Linked DNA regions of Homo sapiens: all the other regions are linked to region 1. A link is a contact called in ENCODE Hi-C or POLR2A ChIA-PET data. All regions are on one chromosome and are shown on one strand. The core of a region is the stretch at or near the end of the contact, and the rest is flanking DNA. Distances in the headings are between cores, read along the strand shown. Region 1 holds the start of DBP (D-box binding PAR bZIP transcription factor). Region 2 holds the start of PRR12 (proline rich 12). Region 3 holds the start of DKKL1 (dickkopf like acrosomal protein 1). Region 4 holds the start of CD37 (CD37 molecule).

Evidence for each region. Hi-C counts contacts between places; a loop is a spot of excess contacts on that map. ChIA-PET counts read pairs that join two places held with the same protein, here RNA polymerase II (POLR2A). Pooled maps may share reads with other maps.
Region 2: a map of CD8-positive, alpha-beta T cell shows a loop between it and region 1 (11-fold over the local background). The contact joins the promoter of PRR12 here to the promoter of DBP in region 1. A Hi-C loop is called at or near these places in 2 of 168 maps with a recorded cell type or tissue (both CD8-positive, alpha-beta T cell), 2 of 37 single-sample maps with no recorded cell type and 11 of 50 pooled maps. POLR2A ChIA-PET finds 5 or more read pairs at or near these places in 1 of 52 experiments (A673).
Region 3: a loop to region 1 is called in a map of ascending aorta, with 4 times the contacts of the local background. The contact joins the promoter of DKKL1 here to the promoter of DBP in region 1. A Hi-C loop is called at or near these places in 1 of 168 maps with a recorded cell type or tissue (ascending aorta) and 3 of 50 pooled maps. POLR2A ChIA-PET finds 5 or more read pairs at or near these places in 1 of 52 experiments (activated T-cell).
Region 4: a map with no recorded cell type shows a loop between it and region 1 (6-fold over the local background). The contact joins the promoter of CD37 here to the promoter of DBP in region 1. A Hi-C loop is called at or near these places in 5 of 37 single-sample maps with no recorded cell type and 6 of 50 pooled maps. POLR2A ChIA-PET finds 5 or more read pairs at or near these places in 2 of 52 experiments (Caco-2 and GM12878).

Annotation. Positions count from the first base shown.
Region 1 is chr19:48,634,249-48,639,995 of GRCh38, forward strand. It overlaps DBP (D-box binding PAR bZIP transcription factor), which reads right to left and starts at 3,131. Exons shown (of 4, transcript NM_001352.5): 1 at 2,608-3,131; 2 at 1,332-1,742. The coding sequence starts at 2,746. CA11 (carbonic anhydrase 11) reads right to left here. Exons shown (of 9, transcript NM_001217.5): 5 at 5,540-5,635; 6 at 5,301-5,373; 7 at 5,057-5,211; 8 at 4,640-4,805; 9 at 3,698-3,896. The coding sequence ends at 3,871. It also overlaps the pseudogene SEC1P. RefSeq lists silencers at 303-482, 1,193-1,502, 2,719-2,838, 3,069-3,178, 3,349-3,568 and 1 more and an enhancer at 4,179-4,348.
Region 2 is chr19:49,588,150-49,593,896 of GRCh38, forward strand. PRR12 (proline rich 12) reads left to right here and starts at 3,033. Exons shown (of 14, transcript NM_020719.3): 1 at 3,033-3,591; 2 at 5,178-5,290. The coding sequence starts at 3,506. It overlaps PRRG2 (proline rich and Gla domain 2), which reads left to right. Exons shown (of 7, transcript NM_000951.3): 5 at 348-483; 6 at 1,751-1,903; 7 at 2,222-2,855. The coding sequence ends at 2,240. RefSeq lists enhancers at 578-637, 3,705-4,204, 4,692-4,771 and silencers at 1,852-1,951, 1,962-2,121, 2,982-3,311, 3,472-3,721, 5,282-5,381.
Region 3 is chr19:49,361,097-49,366,843 of GRCh38, forward strand. DKKL1 (dickkopf like acrosomal protein 1) reads left to right here and starts at 2,781. Exons shown (of 5, transcript NM_014419.4): 1 at 2,781-2,912; 2 at 3,486-3,658; 3 at 4,413-4,553; 4 at 4,697-4,789. The coding sequence starts at 2,903. TEAD2 (TEA domain transcription factor 2) reads right to left here and starts at 1,320. Exons shown (of 13, transcript NM_001256660.2): 1 at 1,237-1,320. RefSeq lists enhancers at 1-404, 405-1,113.
Region 4 is chr19:49,334,156-49,339,902 of GRCh38, forward strand. CD37 (CD37 molecule) reads left to right here and starts at 1,251. Exons shown (of 8, transcript NM_001774.3): 1 at 1,251-1,454; 2 at 1,559-1,631; 3 at 2,754-2,878; 4 at 2,992-3,066; 5 at 3,770-3,874; 6 at 4,545-4,781; 7 at 5,175-5,258. The coding sequence starts at 1,386. It also overlaps a transcript of SLC6A16 not described here. RefSeq lists enhancers at 802-871, 1,362-1,481, 5,309-5,747.

The DNA of each region.
Region 1 (5,747 bases), core at 1,881-4,380:
TTCTACACTTGATCTTAGCCAAAAGGCCGAGAAGCGATGGGGCTATTGCTTCTAAAACCTCAGGACTTCAGATGCACAGTCTAGCCTGAATCCTACTTACCGAATCCACGACCTAAGCTTAGACCCCAGACTGTCCAGAGAAAAAGAATCTACTGCACTGAAAAGCTCTCAAGTTAGAGTCTAAGAGCTACTCGCTGGAAAGAGGAGGAGAAGCTGCTCTAAGGTTCCAGAAGATTGGTTCGAAAGGAGGCGCCTGTACCTTTAAGCACCAGCCAGCCGGGGCCAGCTAAGGACACAGGTTCAGGGCCGAGTCACGTGCTGACGCCTGCTTCCCTCCTCCTCCCTTCCTCCCAGGCCCCCGCCATCGGCGCCCTCACGTTCCCCCGGCCCCGCCCCCCTCGCGCTTGAAGGCGCCTGCGCGAAGCGCGGAGGAGGGATGGGAGGACTCACGTGGCGCAGGAATGTGCCGCTGGGAAGGGTAGGGCCCTGGTTCGGCCCGGAGGTCGGACCTGGAGCAGGTGTGCCCAGGAATCCCCGACCTGCAGTCCGTCCCTGGAGACCTCAATGTGCCCAAAGGGAAACATCTTTCCTCTTGCTCTTCCAGTCACTTAGTTCCACTCAACCTCCAAAGATTCCCAACCCCCTGCTCTCCGGGGAGCATCGGCCTCCTGGACCTTCCCAGAACCCCCGCCACTGGGCTACCACGATTCTGGGATCCCAGGCCTCTCCTAGGAATATAGGAAGCTTGGCCCCAGCCCCAATTGGAGGATCCAGAAACAACATCCCTAACGTTTTCCCTTCTGAAGAACTCTGGGACCCGGGGCTGCAGCACGCCCCACTGGGGGACCCAGGGACCTGGGCTGCCAGTCTCTTATGTCCTGGGTAAACAGAATTCTGTGCCTCTCCTTTGCCTTTGCCCCTGTAAAGGACCTAGGGGCTCCAGTCCTATCCCAGTTCCATCGATTATGGGCCCAGATTCGGGGGTCAGTCCACTCCCCAGTAAATAACTCTGGTGTTCCGGACTTCCAGTTCTGGCTTCACGAGTATCCACATCGTTTGTCCCCAAGTCCCACAGAAAAACCCACAAAATCTCATTGGGCAGGCTTCCTGGAATTTAGGGTTCCAAGTCTCTCCTCCCCCATGGATCCATTGGTCCCTGACCCATTAAGAGACACCGAATCTGGCCCCCTCCCACGACACCTCTCGACAACTGGACACAGAATTCGAGGCCGCAGCCAGGTCCCACGGTCCCAGCCCCCAGCGTCGCACAGCCCCGCCCCCTGAGTCCAAGCCCCGCCCCGTCAGGACCCGCCCCGCCCCCTTCGCCGCACCTGCGCGGTGGCCGCTGGCGGTCCCGAGGGCAGCCCGGGCGGGGGCGTGCCCAGGAGAGGAGCGGGGGGAAGCCGAGCCGCACGAACCCGGCCCTGGGGAGGGTGCGGGCGTCCGCGCGGGCGACGGCTCCGGCGACGGGCCACCGGGGGGCGGCGGGCTGGGCGGGAGCCCGTGCTCCAGCAGGAAGGCGTCCAGGTCTACGTACTCCACATCGCCGAACGGCAGCGTGCGCTCCCACAGCAGTGGCGCCAACAGACCCGGGGCGGGCACCGGCCCCGGGCGCCCCCGCGGGGACCCTCCGCCCACCACTGCCCCAGCCGGGGCATCCGCCGGGCCCGCAGTCTCCAGGCCTGGCCCAGGGGTTGTGGCTGCAGGCAGGGCCGCCTTGCGCTCCTTTTCCTTCAGGAGACCTGCGGGCCGGGAAAGACGGGTTGGGATGAGGGTGAGGTGGGGGAGATAGAGATGGAGAAGAGACCCCGAGTCCGAGAGGCACAGGGCGGAGATCCAGAGAAAGAGGGGACGGGGGGTCGGAGAGGAGAGACGGGAGAAAAAGGGACGGAGACGCAGAGTGGGAGAGAGACCCAGAAAGAATGGAGACGGGGGTGGCAGAGACAGGTGGACAGATTCACAGAGATGGGGACAGAATGCCGGGAAGGAATAGACACACAGAAAGACAGCGAACCAGAGAAAGAGAGACGGAAGTTCAGGAATAGGGGGGCAGGGACAGGGTAGGTGGAGGGTTGGGCAGGTGAGAGAAAAAATGACAGCTCTGTAATTTCACTGTAATTACCCAACCCCCATCCCCTGCGCGCTGTACCCCCTTCCCCTCCCCCACCATCTGTAAGGGGCAGGAAGGGGCTCTATTCCTGGGGCACATCCCTCATCCCTAGACTCCATGTGACCCCATGACGCCCCGCCCAAGCCCGTGTCACCACCGTGTGAGCACCCGACACACCCCCTCCCTGGGACCCCAGGGGTCCAGACTCCCGGACCAAAAGGAAGAGGAGGCTGGGGCCTACACTCTTGTGAACTAAGCGGGGAGGACGTTGGGGACGTTGGTGCCTGGGTCCTTAGGGTGGACGGGCTTCAGAGCCGGCGCTTTTGGGTCCTGGGCGCTAAGGGATCTAGGGGCCTAAACACCTGAGTAATTGAGTAGATTAAGGTTGGGAAGATGGACTCCCCGCACGCAGGTTTCTATGGGACCCCACCCCACGGCACCTGAGTCCCTAAGGGGGTAGGGTGTCCGAAGTGGGTGAGATGGGGGTTAGAACTCACAGCTGGCCGGCTCTTTGGGCTTGCTGGTCCCCTGCAGAAGGCTCCGCAACCCAAGCAGCGCTCCCCCGCCAGGGGGTGTCCCGGCCGGGCCGCCCAGCAGCAGAGGGGCCGGGGTCCTGTCGCTCACAGGCCGCGCCATCGCCTGGCACCTGCCCCCAGGCTCACGGGTTCATGGAGAGGCGAAGGGCTGGCCTGCCAGTCACCAGCACACTCCAGTGGTTTGGACGAGTGTCTGCCCAGGGGCGGGCGAGTGTAGCCTGCAACCCTCCAGTATCCAGAACGCTGCAAATCCTAGGAGCGACGGGGATTTGAGGTCCTCGGTGCAGAAACGTGCAACTCAAGAGGGTCCCGGGAGATCATGCAATCTGGGCGAGGGGGTGTCCAGATCAAGCGGTCGGCTCTTTGCAACCGAGGGTGAGAGGGGACTCAAGGCGCTCCTTCTACAAGGTGGGCGAGCCTGGCTCTTGCAAAATCTGCAGCTCTCGCAACGGAAGGCGCTTTGCAATCTGCACCGAGAGGTGTGCGCGGAGGGGCGGAGGAGGGGGCAGGAGGAGGCGGCCGCCTTGAGGCGTGGCCAAAGCAAACTTCTTTCGCGGAAAAAAAAATCCAAACCAAAACACCCGACGCCACAGCGCGCGCCCCTCCTCCGGGTCCCCGCCCGGCGCGTCCAGCCCCGCCAGCCTCTATGGGCATGCAACCCAGCCGCGTGCCTCCCTCCGGCTGCAAACACGGACCAATCGTCTCCGACACCTTGAGACGCACAGCCAATGGGGCCTCTGGGTCCGCCAGGGCCCAGGAGGGCGCGTGAGGGGCTCAGCGCGTGAAGTTGCCTTGCCTTTCGGTGGGAGGCGGGACACTGACCTACATTTGCCCAATGGGAGGCGGTACTGGGGGGCGGGACCGTGACCCAGTTTGGGCCAATGAGGCAGGCGGGAGGGGGAAGCACATGGCTCTGCTCGTGCTGCCTGATGGCGAGGGGGGTGATGGGGGGAAAAGGGGCGCCGCTTAAAGGGGCCGCGGTCCTAAAGATGGTTTTGAGAAGCAGGAAGCCAAAATACCGAGAGCGGAGGTTTAGAAAGAGGAAGATTGGTTTCCGGAAGAAGTCTGTTCTTTAATACCCAAATGTTTCCCCACCGCGCCTAGAATCAGACCACTGAGAAAACAGGAAGTATTCTGTCCCTTTAATAGCTTTGTTTTAGGGGTAACTCCCCTCGCCTTGTGGGGAGGCTTAGGACGGGCGGGTGCAATCCTCGAAGGGGAGTCTCAGCGACCATGGGGGACACCATCCACTGTAAGACAGAGAACAACGGCAGGGGGCGTCAGTATAGGATGGAAGGGGCGGGGGGTGTGCAGGGGGCGTGGGCTGCGCCGCGCTGGGCCCTACCGTCGGAAGTCTGCGAGCGGGGAACCAGAATGTACTAGGTCGAGAAGCACTGGGCTGAACCACAAGAAGCCAATAGGAGGGGGGAATCGGGACGTCCAGATTCAGCAGTAGGCTGAACTACTTGAAGGTCTTCATGGGGGGGGGGGGGTGTGGACTGTACCATGTTGCGAAGCCGGGGGTGTGTGAGATTCCTGGGCTAAACCACAGGGAGGCAGAGGTGGAGGGAAGGGGTTGTACCTTGTAGATTCTCAGTAAGGGGGAAGGGAGCATCAGATTGTGGAACAGCGTAAGGTAGTACGACTTGGAAAGGGAGAGAGGATCCAAATTGTACCATTTTGGAAATTCACAGTAATAGGAAGCACAGAACAGTAGGTAATTGGACCATAGGAAGGCAGGGGTCAAGGGTTATAGACCAAGTTACAAAGCAGTGAAGAGGAAAGACAAATCGTGGGCTAGCAATGGCCTAGGGCTGGCAGGTGGACTGTACCACATAGACATGTAGGGAAAGAGAGAAAAAGAGACAGCTCACGAGGCTAGACCATATAGACGCAGGAAGGAGGATGGGACTGAATCACACTGAGACACCAAGGGGAGACACATATAAGAGGGTTAGCCCAAGACTTAGAGGGGGTGCAGACTGGACCATACCATGCAGGCGGTAGTTGGGGCCTCGGCAGCGCCTCTCGGGGTGCCGGGGGTCCCTGTTGCCCCTCAGTGCCCTGTGGGCCAAGGGCTGCAGGGGCCGGCTGTTACCGCTGAGGCTCTGGAAGATCTGAGATGGAGGATTCTGGCTCAGGAGTCTCAGGGAGTGCATCTGCAGTGGAAGGAGGGTGGGAAACTGGGAGTGAATAGTGAATGGTCTTGGTGACGTCACGCAGGAAACCCCGCCCCTGGGAGCAGGTGGGCGGGGTCTGTTCTCAGCCCCACCCACCCCCAAGGTGGTCTGACCCTCTTACCTACTTGAGTTCAGTCTATGAGGAGAGGGAGGGCAGGTGAGCAAGGGGATGCCCAGGCCAGTGAGTGGAGTACCCAGGCCTAGGAAGGGCGGTGCGGACAGAGGGTCACCTGAAGGGAGGTGATATTGAGGGCCCGGTCAATGAGGATCCAGGTGACAGTCTCGGAGCAGGGCGGGGTGCTGAGAGAGCCCTGATAGGTGATGAAGCCGAAGGATTCAGGGAACAGGAGCTCCAGGCTCAGGTCTTGAAGAAAGTAGGCATCATCTGCGGGAATATCAGGCCAGAGTAAAGAGGGATGGCACTCTTGAACCCCCTCGTGTGTGACCACTGCCCCCAGCACGCCAGGGACTTACTCTTGTAGGAGATGCGAGTGATGGTGTCGCGGTTAAGGAGGCGACTGAGGAATGGGTTAGAGGTACTGGCAACCTGTGTGGGGGTACGAGGTGAGGACACAGGAGCCCAGAAGTCCAAGCCCTCAACCTTCTCCTCCCCCAGGACCCAGGAGTCTGGGCCTCCCAGCACCCCGCTTCCCTCAGACCCCGGGTTCCAGGCACCCAACTGCTCCCTCCCTCTGAATCTCGCCTCCGCTCACGTTGACAAAGAGGCTGAGAATGGCCAGGCCATTGGGGCCGCGGGAGGCAGCGCTGAAATTCCCGTAGAGTTCCTGGTTGAAGTGAATGAGCTGCACCTGGGGGTAGCACAGAGCATGGGGTCCCCCAGCAGAAGGGGAGGAGAGCATGACCCCAGCTTTGGGGGCCCGAATCAGGCTGAGGATTAGTGCTTAGGGTGGGAGGCCAGTT
Region 2 (5,747 bases), core at 1,783-4,282, 950 kb after region 1:
GACAGGGTTTCACCATGTTGGCCAGGCTGGTCTTGAGCTCCTGACCTCAAACGATCCACCTGCCTAGGCCTCCCAAGTGCTGGGATTACAGGCATGAGCCACTACATCCAGCCTAATCTCATTAGGTTTTTACAGTGGGGTAGGGGTTATGGTTCCCATTTTACAGAACTGGCAGTGGAGGGTCAGAGAAAGGAATGAGGTGAATTTCCTGAGGTCACAGGGCTAGGAAGGGACCCCAGCTCTGCCTGCTTCCGGGTCCATTCTCTTCCCTCAGTGGGAAGGAATTTTGATGTTGGGGTGGGTGGCAGTCCCCGAGACAGTGTCTCCCCTTCCCTACTTTCCTGCAGGGCGTGGACGAGTGGATGTGGCCAGCCTGGCTGTGGGGCTGACAGGTGGCATCCTGCTCATTGTCCTGGCCGGCCTGGGAGCCTTTTGGTATCTGCGCTGGCGACAGCACCGAGGCCAGCAGCCCTGTCCCCAAGAGTAAGGGGGCTTCAGCGAGGAGGGGGTGGTGGTGGAGAGCAGGGGAGGGAGGAAGCATTGACCTAAAGGGATGTGCTAAGGATTGGGGGCAGGCAGGCACTGATGAAAGACCTAAGGACACAGTCATTTGGAGAGTGAGTCTGTGAGCTGGCTTGTGTCTGGTTTTGGCGACTGTCGCTCTGTCTGGATCCTCAGTACCTGGCCCGCAGTAGGAGCTCTGACCACTTTTGCTGCCAGCCTGTCTTTGCGGTACTGAGATTACCAGTATCCGTGGAATTACGACTCTGGATATTGTATCTGGTGAGGCTGCGACGGTGCAGCCTGTGGTGTCTTGGTGTCTGTGGTATGTCAGTTTCAGTGGTAACAGGTGCAGCACCTGAGTGGGTGTGGGAAATTGGTGAGGAGTGCGTCTGTGTTGTGTTCCTGTCTATATGGATGGGCTGAGTTCTGTCTGTTTGGTGTGTGTTGGCCTGCCTCTCTACAGGGCTGTCTTTTTTTTTTTTTTTTTTTTTGAGATGGAGTTTCACTCTCATTGCCCAGGCTGGAGTGCAATGGCATGATCTTGGCTCACTGCAACCTCTGCCTCCCGGGTTCAAGTGATTCTCCTGCCTCAGCCTCCAGTGTAGCTGGGATTATAGGCGCACTCCACTACGCCCAGCTAATTTTGTATTTTTAGTAGAGATGGGTTTCTCTATGTTGGTCAGGCTGGTTTCGAACTCCTGACCTCAGGTGATCTGCCCGCCTTGGCCTCCCAAAGTGCTGGGATTACAGGTGTGAGCCACCACGCCTGGCCCTTTTTTTTTTTTTTTTTTTTAAAAAAAGACAAAGTCTCACTCTGTTGCCCATGTTGGAGTGCAGTGGCCGGTTCACAGTTCACTGCAGCCTCAATTTCCTGGGCTCAAGAAATCCTCCCACCTCAGCCTCCTGAGGAACTAGAGCTACAGGTGTGCGCCATGCACCCGGCAGGGCTGTCTTTTTCTCTATTGCTCTGCCTGTATCTGGTGCACATGAGTGTGTCTGAATAAGAGTGTGTCTCTGTGGTTGCTGATTTCTGTGTCTACCTGTCTGTGTGCAGCTGCCTGTCATTTGAGGCGCTTTTCTGTGTGTAAGGCTAGGCTGAAGGTGACCCTCCTTTTCTGAAGTCCACCTCCCTTCCAGCTCTGTCCCAGTGTCACCCTGAGTCTCCGTCTCCTAGATCCCCTCTCTTCCTCCCTAGTCTAGGTATCCTGTAAGTTGCCTCTGCTAACTGTACCTTTGCTGTCCCCAGGGCCGGGCTCATTAGCCCTCTGAGTCCTTTGAACCCTCTGGGCCCACCGACGCCCCTGCCTCCACCCCCACCCCCACCCCCAGGCCTCCCCACCTATGAGCAGGCGCTGGCAGCCTCTGGGGTACACGACGCACCTCCACCCCCCTACACCAGGTATGGGGCGTGGCTTCTGCCCGGGGGCGGGGCGCAGAGGGGTGGGCACGTTGGAGGAGGAACCTGGGCTCAGGGGCGGGACTTGGAATTTGGGCCTTCTTACCTGGGGCGGGGCTTGGAGTGCGGGGGCGGGGCCCCATGCAATGGTCTAGGGGCGTGGCCCAGCGTTGTATGTGTGGAGCCGTATAGGAGGGTGGGGCCTGTGCCCAGAGGGTCCTGGATTGGCTGAGACGCCAAGGGCGGTCGGAGTGGTCCTGGTTGAAGGGGGGAGAAAAACAGCCAGATCTTTGACTCCCTAGTGTGCCTTTCCTCTTGCAGCCTCAGGAGGCCTCACTGAAGAGCTGCTTTCGAGACCCGGCTCTCCGAACCGTGCCCCTGATTCATACCGGATTCCGGAAGCCGCTAGGCCTCATAGACGCCGAAGCTGGACTTGGAGTGGGGAATGGTGGGAGTAGGGGTCATCCGGCCCGAGGCCTGCCCTGGCACACGCGTTTCCGCCGCGTATGGATATACACATGTTTTCGGCAACGTGTTCCCGTGTCCTGGCCCCTCACGGGCCCCCACACTCTCCTGACCGTGAGGGCACTGGTCAGTTCCGCCCCCGTGGTAGGCAGACGCGCGGGGAAATTCGGACCCAGGAGCCCAGCCCCGGCTGTGCCATCTTGTGTATGGGCAGATATGACCTGACAGCCCCCTCCAGTGCCACAGGGTACGCACACGCAGAGCCCCGCCTGTGCACACGCGTGTCTTCGTGCACTCCCCGTGCGGTACAGGGGCACTTCGTAACCCAGGGAAAGGGCGGGGGGCATATTTGCAAGCGCGCTCGGTGCGGGCAGGCTCGCATTGCACCCAGGGAGCTGGAGTTGAGCTGTTCCCCTAAATAAAAACCCTTCGGAAAGGAGACCAAAAAAAGCAGAAATAATGCAAAAAATAATAATGAAATGAACTGCGATCCCGGGCGCATCGGAACTGGTTTTCTGTGCAAACGCGCCCTACACCCCCAGGCCCTGCTCGCGCTCAGTCTCTCTCTCACTCTCCCTTTTTTTTTTTTTTTTTTTGCATTTGCACGGGATTGTGGGAGGAAGCGGAGCGCAGCCAGACACCCCGCCGCCCGCCCCCCCTTCCCCTCCCCCCTCCCCCAGCCGCCTTGTGCAAAGATGGCTGCACCGTGAGCGCAGAGGAGGAGGAGGCGGCGGCGGCGGCGGCGAGAGAGCGAGCACCCAGCGCCTGCACCCACCCCGGGGCCGCCCGGGACGCCCCCTCCCGAGCGCGCGCCCCCCCTTTTCTCTCGCAAGCGCCGGGGCAAAGGCGGAGACAGCGGGGTCCCTCCTCCCCCCTTCCCTCCTCTAGGGGGAACCCCCCTTCCCCCTTCCTTGGCTCAGCGACTGCACCCCCTCCCTTGCCCGCCCCTCCGCCCCTGCCCCCTCCCTCCCCCGCCCGGGGCCTTCCCGGGCCTTCGGCGGCTGCAAAGAAAAAAAGAGAGAGAGAAAAGGGGGGAAAAAAAAGCAGCAGCGGAGGGAGCGGCGGCGGAGGAGAGCGCGCGCGCGCCCCCTCCCTCCCTCCCTCCCTCCCCCTCCCCCCAATTTCCACCGCGGCCAATTCATGGACAGGAACTACCCCAGCGCCGGCTTCGGGGACCCGCTCGGCGCCGGGGCGGGATGGAGTTACGAGAGGTCAGCGAAAGCTAGGTAAGGAGCTGAGGGTGGCCTAGAGAAGGGGGCCAAGGGGTGGGAGCCCAGCCGGGCCGGGCCGGGCCGGGCCGGGCCCGCCCGGCGACGCGTGCATCGCAAACTCCCCTCCGGCTTGCAAGGGAGCGGCCTTCCTCGGTTTGTAACAACGCCGCCGCCCCAGTTTGCAAATTGCAAACTCCGCCAAAGCCAGCTCCGGCATGCAAAGGGAGAATTGCAGCGGGAAAATGGGGGTGCAAAACAATTTCGGACGGGAAGGCCTTGGGAAGGTGGGAGGGACTGGCGAAGCAAGGCCTGGACTTCCCCCCATCCTTGGATTCCCGGCTTGGTGACCCCTCCCCCCCGCGCCCCAGGCACTGCTCTTGCAAAGGTGGGAAGAAGAGAAGAATTAGAACGCAGATCTGGGGGGCGCGAACCCCCTCTCAGGTCCTATTGTTCCGGGACTGTGCGAGGCCGCGCCACTAGGCGCCCCCCCAAGAATTCCGCGCGCAGAGTGGGCACGGGGCCCCGCCCCCTTCCTAAGCTGGGGTTGTGTGTGTGTAAGGGAGGGGGTCAGGCGTCTGGGACACGCCCCCTTTAATGCCCCCACCCCCAAAGGCAGAGAATCCTAGTTGATCGCAAGGAGTGGAGCGTTTGCCCTCTTGAGTCTGGCCACGGACTGGTGCCGTTGCATGGGAAGAGTCGGATGTTTCCCGGGTGTGTGTTTGTGTGTCTGAGCGTGGGCCCTGTGCGTGCGTGGCTGGCAGCGTGTTCACCTGTGAATCTGCCCCTTTCCTGTTGCTTATTGGTGTGGCGCCCTCACACTTCACCTATCCCCAGCACCTCCCCCCCAACACACCTGGATTTCCCAGCAGGGCATAACCCCAAGTGTGTCAGGATTTTCCGTGTGGGATTCCTCCGTCTATATCTTTTCTTCCCCACGGGTGAGTTGGATACCCGTTTGCACACATACCTGGCATTGCATGGGCCCATGCATTTGAACCTCAACCCCCGGGGATGGTCGGTGTTCTTGTTCACACTTGTACCTGGTACTTTCCCCAGGTCTTATTCCCTCTTCTCTCCACCCCCCAAACCGTTGCCGCTTGGGAACCGATCTTCCTCCTGCTCCCAACTTGTTCTGCACCACCCCATGAAGTTCAGGGCCTATGTGTTCCCGTGTGTCTACGGAAGAGGAGGCGTCCATGTGGACCTCTGGCGTTGGCCCCATAGCCTGTGTCGCCGGAACGGGGGCTGGGGGGGGTTTGTGGGGTCGACGGGGGAGGGCTCTCATTTGCAAATCAAGACGCTTGCTCTGCCTTGGACCCTCTTCTGTGTGTTAGTCTCGTCTCTGAGCATGCCTGTTTGTAAACGTGAGACTATCCGGGCTCTCTTTATTCGGGCTCTGGAGTGGGGGCCATTTCTGTGGCTCTTTAGTTGAGCACCCCGATTCCCTTGTGTTCTCCCCTTTAGGGCCTACGGTTCCTTAGCTTAACACCCCCCACCCCGGTCAGCTGGAAGGGTCCCCCCAACTCCCCGGGGGGTTTTCTGAGCTTCCTTCTCAGAAGGCAGCTTGGAAGAACCCCCTGACGTCTCCCCTTTCCCCCCAGCTTGGTTTATGGCAGCTCCAGGACCTCGCACCCCGAGACGGACATCTTACACCGCCAGGCCTATGCGGCCCCCCACCCACTGCAAAGCTATGCCACCAACCACCACCCGGCAGGTACGGCCCCCATCCCGCCCCGCTTTGGGCTGGCCCTCCCCCTCCCCCCGAGGCAGCTGATTGGCTGTTGAAAGTTCCGCCCCTCCTAATTGGCCGTGGCCCGTGCCGTGGCCCGCCCCTTGCTGTGTCTCCTCTGATTGGTTGCCTTTGAGGCTGCTGGTCGCTGCTTCATTTCTCGCCGGATTCGTCCGCCCCTGCCTCGCCCCTCCCCTTTCGCTCCAATTGGCCCTGTTACCATCAGCCCCCAAATCCCACCTTCTCTTCCAGGCTTTTCCGCCTCTCCCCAACCCACCCCAATTCTTTCCCTCTGGGTTTGCCCTATTCTTTTGGCTCTTTGGAACTCTGAATTCTTTCTTCCTGATTCCCTTTCTTCCTGATTGGCTCTAATTCTCTGGCCCGCCCTGTTTTATCTTATTTTGCCCCATTGCCTTATTCTACCCACCTTGCCTTTGCCTCC
Region 3 (5,747 bases), core at 1,531-4,030, 730 kb after region 1:
GGGAGACAGAGACCCAGGGAGAGGGGGAGACAGAGACCAGAAAGAGGGGGACAGAGACCGGGGGGGGGGGACAGGGACCAGAGAGAGGGGTCCAGAGGCCCAGAGAGGGAGACAGAGACCCAGAGAGAGAGGGTGACAGAGACCCAGAGAGAGGGGGACAGAGACCCAGAGAGAGAGGGACAGAGACCCAGAGAGAGAGGGGACCAGAGACCCAGAGAGAGGGGGACACAGACTCAGAGAGAGGGGGACAGAGGCTCAGAGAGAGGGCAACAGAGACCCAGAGAAAGGGAGACGGAGACCTAGAAAGGGCAGGGACAGAGACTCAGGGCAGCAGCTGAGGCCGAGACCAGGAGAGACCCACAGAACCACAAGCTGGGGGACAGGGGCGCCCTGCCATCAGAAGAGCCAGAACAAAGGGCCCAGGCGTCCCCTCCCCCAGCTTCCCACAACCCCCATCAGGGGAGGGGCTTGCCGGCCAGGGCGACTCCCCTCCGGCACCGGGCCCCGCCCCTCCCCTCCCCCGTGCGCCGTGGGCTCTGATCCAACTCAAGTTCCCAGTGACTTTCCGGAGGCCGGGAACAGGGAAAACTTTTTCCAATACAGTCAGATCCCGCCTCCCCGGAGGCTCCATGTCCTCCACAGCTTTCCCAGGACCCCAGAGTCCAGGCCCCTATTCCCCTCCTCCCGCCGACCATAGCAGACAAAGACCCCAGCCAAGCCCAGTGGCGCTGCGGCGTTCAGGACCCCCGTAGGCCAAAATCCCAGCCCAGCCCTTCCCCATGTGGCCAGACAAAGGGACGGTGGAGCCGGGTAAGAAAGGTCCCCCTAATTTCCCGCCCCAGACCCTAAACCTCCAAAGAGGCAAGACTTAAGATCCAGAAAGCCCCGTAACCTCCCCTCGGCCACCCCAGAGGCCCTCCCTTCTCCGTAAGAAGGACCAAATGCCCCCCAGATTACACAAGGGGTCCTTCTCACTCCAAAGTGACACCGCCGCAGACGCACGCCCCACACCCCGCCAGCGCCCTTGGCCCGCACCCGCTCCTGCGCGCACGCCCAAACTCAGACCCAGCCGCAGGCACCCTAACTCCGGCCAGAGTTCCCACTCCTCACTGAGGCTCGGTCACGGGAGCAAATTCGGGCCCCCGGGCAAAAAGAGGGCTGCGAACCATTCAGAGACGGTCCCGCAAACGCACGCCTCACCTCCTAAGAAGCAACTCCCCACCCCAACTCACACACCCCAAAGCAGGATCCCCGACTCCCGCCGGCGCCTTCCTACCTCCCGGCCTGGGGCTGGGGAGCCGCGGGCGGGCGGGGCGCTGCGAGGGAGAAAGTTGCCGGGAGCTTTGTTTGGGAAAAGTGGGAGGGACCGGAGGGGGGGGCGGGCCCGGCCGGCGGACAGCGGGAAGGGGGATCCGACGGTGACAGTTTGGGGAAGGATTTTTGCTTTGGGAGAGATTAGTCTATCTCGGGGCTGGTAGGAACTCAGGATTTGGGTGCTTGGGAAAGGAGGGGGATTGGGGGTTCGGACTCCAAGTCGGAGGGAAAAGGCTGATAGGAGCCAGAAACCCCTGATCTGAGGGAGGAGAGGCTGGGGGCTGGGACTCCTGGGTCTGGGGGCTGGGACTCCTGGGTCTGGGAGAGGAAGCGGCTGGAGAGAGATATGGGCTCCTAGGTCTGAGAGGGGACGGGGCTAGGCGCCTGGAATCCCGGCTACCCTCGTGTTTGTGTATTGGGGGTGCGGAAGTGATACGAATACAAAGAGTCTTTACTGTTAAGCCCTGAGGTTTTTTTTCTTTTTTTCTGTTTGGTTTTTGGTTTTTTTGTTTTTTGTTTTTTTTGTTTTTTTTTTTTTTTGAGGATTGGGGTCTGGGGATGGGTTTTGACTGATTCCTATGACGACCTGGTTTCCTTGTGACCTCACCACAGTTAAGAGTCGTGGGCAGGACCACCGGGAGTTTATTGGAGGCCCACGTAGGTGCAGATTCCTCATCTACAGGCGCTAGTGGACTGGAGACGGCTGGCGGCTGTCCCGGGACGGGGAAGAGAGCTTTGGTGCCTGAGGGAAGATGGCTTAGGGCCCGGTCCCTTAAGGGTGAAAGGCTGCGTGTTCAAAATTACGGGACTAGAGGGGGCGGGAGTCCGGACCTGAGGTCCTCAGGGAAAAGGAAGTCTGATTCTGGGTTCCTTGGAAGATGAAATATAAGACTGGATTTAGGGTTTCCGGAGACAACGGGACTTTTTAGTGGAGCGGGAGCGGGAAAACCAGAAGGGACACGGAGAAAAGGTTCCGAAACAGATACACAATTAGAGTGAGAGCTAAAAGGGATGCTTGTACTCCGGTGTCTCCAGTAGGAGGAGCCTAGGACTGGAACTTGGGGTGATGAGGGCAAGATCTGGGACGCAGGGGCGTGGTCCAGTGCAGGGGCGTGGCCCAGTGCAGGGGCGTGGCTTTCAGCCAAGGGGCGTGGCCATTGCGATTGGGCGGGACTCCGAAACGAGGGCCGCAATCAGAGAACACCGCCAGGACTTCCAGGACTTGGTCTCCAGGACTGAGGTCAACTGACGTGGGCGTGGTCTGACTGTGTGGGCGTGGCCAGGGAATGAACTCACGGCTCTGGCTTAAGGGGTGTGGTGAACGAAGGATGGGGCGTGGCTGTGTCACCAAGGGCGTGGTCATGGAGTAGAGGCCCGGGCTCCTGGGTGAGGCCGGCAAGTTTGGAGCGTGGTCAGACAATAGGGGCGTGGCTACGGCTCGCGGAGCGCAACCAACGCTCTAGACCAGACCTGGGCTCGAGACCATAACTGTTTGGCTTTAACAGTACGTGGGCGGCCGGAATCCGGGAGTCCGGTGACCCGGGCTGTGGTCTAGCATAAAGGCGGAGCCCAGAAGAAGGGGCGGGGTATGGGAGAAGGTGAGGATTGAGATCTGGTGGTGAACGTGGGCGAAAGTGAGGAAAAGACCATTGGATGAGGCCGGGTGCTGTGGCTTACGCCTGCAATCCCAACACTTTGGGAGGCCCAGGTGGGCGGATCGCTTGAGATCAGGAGTTCGAGACCAGCCTGGGCAATATGTCGAAACCCTGTCTCTACAAAAAATACAAAAATTAGCCGGGCGTGGAGGCGCGCGCCTGTGGTCCCAGCTACTTCGGGGGGCTGAGGTGGGAGAATCACCTGAGCCCGGGGAGGTCGAGGCTGCAGTGAGCCGTGATTGTGCCACTGTACTCCAGCCTGGACTACAGAGTCTCGGTCTCAAAAAAAAAAAAAAAAAAGCATATGAGACAGAACCCAGAAGAGCCAGACCTGGGAGAAGACGGGGCCTGGCAAGGTGGAGGGTGTGGGAGTAGAAGAAAGAAGCAGTGGGGGAAATGAGCGCGGTGTGGGAGTTGCCTGAACTGGGGAGGCGACCTGGGCAAGGTGCTGGAGAGGGGCGTCTTGGGTGGGGGCGTGGCCACTGTGCGGGGCTCTGACCCCGACCCTTGCCACAGCCTCCCCACCTGCCCCCGCAAGGCGGCATCTGCTGGTCCTGCTGCTGCTCCTCTCTACCCTGGTGATCCCCTCCGCTGCAGCTCCTATCCATGATGCTGACGCCCAAGAGAGCTCCTTGGGTCTCACAGGCCTCCAGAGCCTACTCCAAGGCTTCAGCCGACTTTTCCTGAAAGTAAGCGATGGCGGGGGGATGGGGGAAGAAGTACTGAGAAGAGGTTCAGGGACACAGAGTGGGAGATGGTTCAGGGCCAGGCAGGGGGACAGACAGGATGAGAGGGCAACAGGGAGACCAAGAGATAGGAAGAGGGAAGGGACTGGGCCCAGGCTATAATCACAGCACTTTGGGAGGCTGAGGCAGAAGGATCATTGGAGCCCAGTACTTGGAGACCAGCCTGGGTAACATAGTGAGACCCTCATCTGTACAAAAAAATATAAAAAATAGTTGCAGGTACATGCGCCTATAATCCCAGCTGCTTGGGAGGCTGAGGCAGAAGGATCCCTTGAGCCCAGGAGGTCGAGGCTGCAGTAAGCCATGATAGCACCACTGCACTCCAGCCTGGATGACAGAACAAGGAGACCCTGTCTCTAAACAAATAAATATATACGTGCATAAATAAGAGAGGAAAGGTAACAGGCAAAGAGAGAGGAGATGGGACAGAGACAAGAGACTGGGGAAAGAGACAGGAGGAGAGGGGGATGGGGACAGAAGAGGAACAGGGATAGTAAGGCAATGGGACTGAGAATAGAGAGAGAATTCATGGGGGATGGAGGCCGGAGGTTAGGCCCTAAGTATCAGAGGGCAGAAAGTAAAGGGGATGGGAGGGACTTGGGGCAAGGCCTCGGGAGCATCCTAGCAGGGCTGCAGAAGGGGCTGTACTGAGGAGATGTGAGGTCCAGCAGCTCACCAGTCCCTCCTCCGGCCCCAGGGTAACCTGCTTCGGGGCATAGACAGCTTATTCTCTGCCCCCATGGACTTCCGGGGCCTCCCTGGGAACTACCACAAAGAGGAGAACCAGGAGCACCAGCTGGGGAACAACACCCTCTCCAGCCACCTCCAGATCGACAAGGTGCCTATGCAGGGAAGCCCTTCCTGAAGTCCCCTTGGGATCCCTCCATCCCGCCATCCCTCGTGCTGCAGTATCTGTTGGGAGGGAAGGAGGGCGGAGGAGGAAAGCAGGTTTGCTCTCACTCTCTCATCGGATCCTCACAGATGACCGACAACAAGACAGGAGAGGTGCTGATCTCCGAGAATGTGGTGGCATCCATTCAACCAGCGGAGGGGAGCTTCGAGGGTGATTTGAAGGTTAGGACGTGCCCCGCCGTCAAAGTGTCCAGGCCCAAACATTTTCTTTTTTTCTTTTTTAAAGAAGAGTCTCACTCTGTCACCCAGGCTGGAGTGCAGTGGCACGATCTTGGCTCACTGCAACCTCCGCCTCCGAAGTTCAGGCAATTCTCCTGCCTCAAGCTCCTTGGTAGCTGGGATTACAGGCACCTGCCACCACGCCCGGCTAATTTTTTGTATTTTTTTAGTAGAGACAGGGTTTCTCCATGTTGGTCAGGCTGGTCTTGAACTCCTGACCTCAAGTGATCTGCCCATCTTGGCCTTCCAAAGTGCTGGGATTACAGGCATGAGCCACCATGCCTGGTGAGGCCCTAACATTTTCTGTAGTTTAGGAGGACAAGAAGAGGAACTGACCCTCTTACTCCTCTGTGTGGAACTTCCTCCTTCTGAGCCTCAGTTTTGCCATCTCTCAAGTGGGGCAATCCAACTGTCAGAAATGAGATTTTTGACCTCAGAATACATCTGCAAGGGTTTAGTAGACCCTAGAGGGTTTTGTATCAAAGTGGTTTTCTTTTTTTTTTTTAACTACATAATAGTCAATCAAAGTGTTTCTATGAGCACCAAAATGTTTTATAAACCAAGAAGGGTTTTTAATTCTAAGTGCTTGGAAAGCTTCACCCTCATAAACCCCAAATTGTGTTTTTGTCTCAAAGTAAGTGCTCTGCAAACTTCAGAGTATTTTTCAATCTATCCCAAAGTGGTTGGTAAACCTCTCCATTATAAACTCCAAAATGTTTTTGTTGTTATTGTGGTTTTGATTTTTGGGGTTTTTTTTGTTTGTTTTTTTGGTTTTTTTTTTTGAGAATGGAGTCTTGCTCTGTTATCCAGGCTGGAGTACAGTGGCACAATCTCAGCTCACTGCAACCTCCAACTCCCAGACTCAAATGATCCTCCCACCTCAGCCTCCGGAATAGCTGGA
Region 4 (5,747 bases), core at 1-2,500, 700 kb after region 1:
AGGCACAAAAACAAGTGGGGAAGGGGGAGACAGAGAAAAGAAGACAGGCTGGGCACAGTGGCTCACGCCCATAATCCCAGCACTTTAGGAGGCCAAGGCAGGAGGATCACTTGAGCCCAGAAATTTGAGACCAGCCTAGGCAACACAGTGAGACTCCCATCTCTACAAAAAATGAAGAAAATTAGCCAGGCATGGTGGTGTGCACCTGTAGTCCCAGCTACTTGGGAGGCTGAGGTGCAAGGATTGCTCGAGCCTGGGAAGGTTGGGGCTGCAGTGAGCTATGATCGCACTACTGCATTCCAGCCTGGGCGACCCTGTCTCAAAAACAAAAACAAAAGAGAGATGAAGAGAGAAAGGAGGAAGGACCCAAAGAAGGGGCCAGAAGCAGAGAGAGGCCAGGCACAGTGGCTCACGCCTGTAATCCCAACACTTTGGGAGGCCAAGGCAGGAGGGTCGCTTGAGTCCAGGAGTTCCAGACCAGCCTGGGCAACCTAGTGAGACCCTATCTCTGTTTTTTTTTAATTAAATATAAAAAATACAACACTCCCACTCCATAGCAAGACCCCATTTCTACAAAAAATACAAAAATTAGCCAGGCATGGTAGTGTGCACCTGTAATCCCAGCTACTCAGAAGGCAGAGGTGGGAGGATAGCTTGAGCCCAGGCTACAGTGAGCTGTTTTCCCCACCGTACTCCAGCCTGGGTGAAAAGTGAGACCCTGTCTCAAAAAGAAACAAATATATAAATAAAATAAAGAAACACAGAGAGAGGGAGGATAGAGACCCCAGGAGGCAGGAGGACAGAGACCCAGAGGAGGGAGAGACTCTGCTGAGATAAGGGGACAGAGATGGGGAGTAGCAGGAAGGTGGGGACAAAGACCCAGAGAGGAGGAACAAGAGACCCAGGGCAGGAAATGGGAGACACAGCTGGATGCAGAGATGGGAGAGCTTAGCAGGCCATGAGGTCAGAGTGTCTGTGAGGTCAGCTGCTGTCCAGGGTCAGCCCTGAGGTCCCCATGCCCAGAGGTGGGTTCCAGTAGATCAGGGGTCCCTTTAGATCCCCCAGCGCCTGAGACATGGAGACCTGGGAGGGACTGCCCCATGAGTCCTTGGTGCCCACAAATTCCAAGGCCCCTCAGGTACCAGAGCATGTGTCCCAGTGGAGCAGGTGAGGGAGACAGGGACAGAGAGAGAGACAGAAAGCCACCTTACATGAAGCGGGAGTGGGTGGAGCCCCACCCCTGGAACTTCCTCTTTTGGGGTTCTTCCTTTCTCTCTCAGCTCTCCGTCTCTCTTTCTCTCTCAGCCTCTTTCTTTCTCCCTGTCTCCCCCACTGTCAGCACCTCTTCTGTGTGGTGAGTGGACCGCTTACCCCACTAGGTGAAGATGTCAGCCCAGGAGAGCTGCCTCAGCCTCATCAAGTACTTCCTCTTCGTTTTCAACCTCTTCTTCTTCGTGAGTTGCCTCATGGCTACCCAGCCGGGGCCCAGCCCCTGCCGCTAACCCAGCCCTCATCTTCCCCTGTGGCCCACCCCCGTATCCGCATCTCCTCTCCCCAGGTCCTCGGCAGCCTGATCTTCTGCTTCGGCATCTGGATCCTCATTGACAAGACCAGCTTCGTGTCCTTTGTGGGTGAGGGGGGCTGGGGCAGGTGGGAGGGCCTCCCCCAACCCAAGCAACTTCCTGGGGTCTCCCTTGTCTCAGGGAGACCTACGGTGCCCTACTCTGCAGGCAGGCTACAGGCTCCCATCCACTGCTCACCGGAGGCTTCTTGGAGCCTGAGTCTTCTTCCGGCAAATGGGGTTGTGCATACAAACAACAATGATCATGAGAGCCATTTCTCAAGCACTTCCTATCTGTCGGGACTTGTGGCTGGTCAGATGCCCCCACAAACCTTCCCCTCGCTTGAGGTTCAGAGAGGGGAAGCCCCTTGATGGATGTCATACAGCAAGGACGTAAAAGAGCCAAAATAACATTAATAATAGGAAAATAATAATGAAGTATGACCCTAAATAATAATGAAATATAACCCTAAACGCTCATATTTAAGAAGTCTTTGCCCTGTGTTGAGGACTGGGTTGAACACATGTCCTCATGTGTCTCTCAAAATGACCCTAGGGGCCGGGCGCGGTGGCTCACACCTGTAATTCCAGCACTTTGGGAAGCCGAGGCAGGTGGATCACTTGAGGTCAGGAGTTCGAGAATAGCCTGGCCAACATGGTGAAACCCTGTCTCTACTCAAAAATACAAAACGTTAGCCAGGCATGGTGGCACATGCCTGTAGTCGCAGCTACTAGGGAGGCTGAGGCAGGAGAATCACTTGAACCTGGGAGGCAGAGGTTGCAGTGAGCCGAGATCACATCACTGCACTCCAGCCTGGGGGACAGAGCGAGGCTCCAACTCAAAAAAAAACCCTAAGAAATAGATATCATCTCCTATGCCTCAGGGAGGTTTAAGGAGCCAAGCCAATGTCACAGAACAAGTGATAGGGCTGAAACTACTGGGGACGAGGAGGAGCTGAAGGAGGAAGGAGAGGGTAAGAGGAAGAGAGACAGAGATCCAGGGACGGGAAACAGGCCCAGAAAGAAGAGAAAGTTTCAGAAGGAAACAGGGACTCAGGGTGGGGCAGGGACAGAGTCCCAGAGAGAGGGGCACCAAGATACTGCTCCCCACTTGGGTGGCTGCCTAGGTGGGAAATGGGGCTGCCTGGAGCTGTGCCACACAGCTCATCATCACTCCCCTCACCTCTCCCAGGCTTGGCCTTCGTGCCTCTGCAGATCTGGTCCAAAGTCCTGGCCATCTCAGGAATCTTCACCATGGGCATCGCCCTCCTGGGTTGTGTGGGGGCCCTCAAGGAGCTCCGCTGCCTCCTGGGCCTGGTGAGTGCACCATCCCTCTCCGTCCCTAGGAACACTCCTATCCCCACCCTCAAAAATGGCCTGGGCCGGGGTTGCAGGGGTGGTCAGCCTGATCTCTCCACTCTGCTCCCCAGTATTTTGGGATGCTGCTGCTCCTGTTTGCCACACAGATCACCCTGGGAATCCTCATCTCCACTCAGCGGGCCCAGGTGAGCTTCCTGCAGTGGCCACCACCCACCCCCAGCAGGGAGGAGAGGGAAGGGAGTGGTGGGAGAGGGTGGAGAGAGACCGAAACAAGGGCAGACAGGGGCTAACCTAGATAAAGAGAAATAAGAGGCTGGGCCTGGTGGCTCACGCCTGTAATCCCATAATCCCAGCACTTTGGGAGGCTGAGGTGGGAGTCCAGGAGTTTGAGACCAGCCTGGGCAACATAGTGAGACCCCATCTATATTTAAAAAAAAAATCCGGGTGTGATGGTGTGCACCTGGGGTCCCAGCTACTTGGGAGGTCGAGGTGGGAGGATCACTTGAGCCAGGGAGTTTGAGGCTACAGTGAGCCATGCACTCAGCCTGGGTGACAGAGTGAGACCCTGTCTCAAAAAATAAATTAATAGAAAGACACACCGACCTGGACCAAGGGAGACAGGCATAAACAGCTCCAAAGGGAAACACACGGGAAAAAGAGAGAACAAGAGAAAGAAATAGACGCCCTGAAAGAAGAGACAGAGACTTATGAGCCGTAGAAATAGTGGAAGAAACAGAAAGACAGACCTGAAGTACACAGAGCTAGCCATTCAGTAAGGATTTGAGACTGGCCCAGAGATGCACAGGGCCCGCCTGAGGCTGGCACAGCCTGAGAGGGGGAGGGGTGGGGCGGGGAAGATAAGGCCCAGCCTCACTGGTGGCCTCTCAGCTGGAGCGAAGCTTGCGGGACGTCGTAGAGAAAACCATCCAAAAGTACGGCACCAACCCCGAGGAGACCGCGGCCGAGGAGAGCTGGGACTATGTGCAGTTCCAGGTAAGCCCCCCTCCTCCAGTTCCCTCCCGGACTGACCCGCCTCAGCCCTGTGCTTGGAGGAGACTCCACCCCAACGTGGGCCCGACCCCCAGCTCTACGATCCTAACACACCCCAATCCCTCCCAGGCCCGACGCTCCCCACTCCCCAGATGACACAACTGTCCCCGGCGTCGCCTGGTCTCCCAGTACCCAGACCCTGGCGTGGCTTCGCCATCTACCTCGAGAGACTCCGCCCCCGCCCCCGCCCCGACCAGAGGTTGTCAGGCCCCTAGTCCCAAGACCCTAGCGAGACACGGCTTCCTACCCCGTAGTGACTCTGGCTTCCACCGGACCCCGCCCCCGATGAGACTCACATGGTCTCGCACTCCTATTCACCTGTCGGGTATCAGAGGCTCAATTGCACCACCCACCCAATCTCTAGTCCACAGCGCGACCCTGCAGCTCCTTCCCCAGCCCCAGGTCACCCCGTGACTCGTCTTTCCCAGCCCCATGTTCCCGTAATGTCCCCTGGCTCCGGCCCCATCGTGACCCCAGCCCACTGTCCCCCACTCCACACCCACCACTTAGTCCCCTGCTCCCCGACCTGACCTCATACCCATCACCTTGTCCCCTGATCCCCAACATCATATGTCTCCAGTCCCGGTCCCTCTGACTCGTATCCCTCTCCCAGCTGCGCTGCTGCGGCTGGCACTACCCGCAGGACTGGTTCCAAGTCCTCATCCTGAGAGGTAACGGGTCGGAGGCGCACCGCGTGCCCTGCTCCTGCTACAACTTGTCGGCGACCAACGACTCCACAATCCTAGATAAGGTGATCTTGCCCCAGCTCAGCAGGCTTGGACACCTGGCGCGGTCCAGACACAGTGCAGACATCTGCGCTGTCCCTGCAGAGAGCCACATCTACCGCGAGGTGGGCAGGGGTTCGGAGCATAAACCTGTCGAATGGGGCGGGGCCTGCGGGAGGGGGAGGGCTGTCAGTGAGTAGCGGCCTGAGAAAGGGCGGGGTCTACGAGAAAAGGAAAGGTACGGCAGGAGGGGCGGGGCCCTCTGAAGGGGGCGGGGTCTGCAGGAAGGGCAGGGCCTAAAGAAAAGGCTGGGCTGGCTCTGGAATACAGATGTCTAGGGAGGGGCCAGGCTTGGAAAAGGTGAAGCGAGGGTGCACTAGTAAGGAGACTAGAGTGCCCTGGTGACTAGGGGAGCGGGTAGATGCCTGAAGACGGTGAGGGTTGGCCTGAAAAGAACGCTGGGCCTGGGCTTGAGAGTCCCAGAAAGAATCCCTTTAACTTTTCCCTACACCCCCCAGGGCTGCGCGCAGGGCCTCCAGAAGTGGCTGCACAACAACCTTATTTCCATAGTGGGCATTTGCCTGGGCGTCGGCCTACTCGAGGTGATCTGGCCCCGCCCCCACCCGCGATCGGCCCTAAATCCCTAGATGGCCCTGCCCTTCATTTCGCGTCCTTCGGTTGCCTGGGAAGGACGAGCTCAGGGCGGAGCGCAGCCCACCCCGGCCCTCCCGCCGCTCCACCCAGCACCGGAGGGTGGGGGCGGCCCAGCTTCAGGGAGCCCTGATTGGGTGTACGCAGGGAAAGCCTCCTGCTATTGGCTGCGATCTCCCTCCCCTTTCTCCGCAGATGACTGTCATGGTGCTGAGCGTACAGCTACAGCGCAGGGCACTCCGCCGGAAATGCGAGCCGCACGTGCCGGGCGCTGGGGATTCGAGCCCCGGGCCCAGCCTGATCGCTGACGGCGGCGGCGGGCACAGCGGCAGTCTGTGGGGTGGCTGGGGCATGGCGGGTGCCTGCCCCAACTGGGGAGACAAGGCACCGCAGGGCAAGCTGCCCATGGCCCTGGGGCTCTGGCCGCTGTGGGTTCAAGA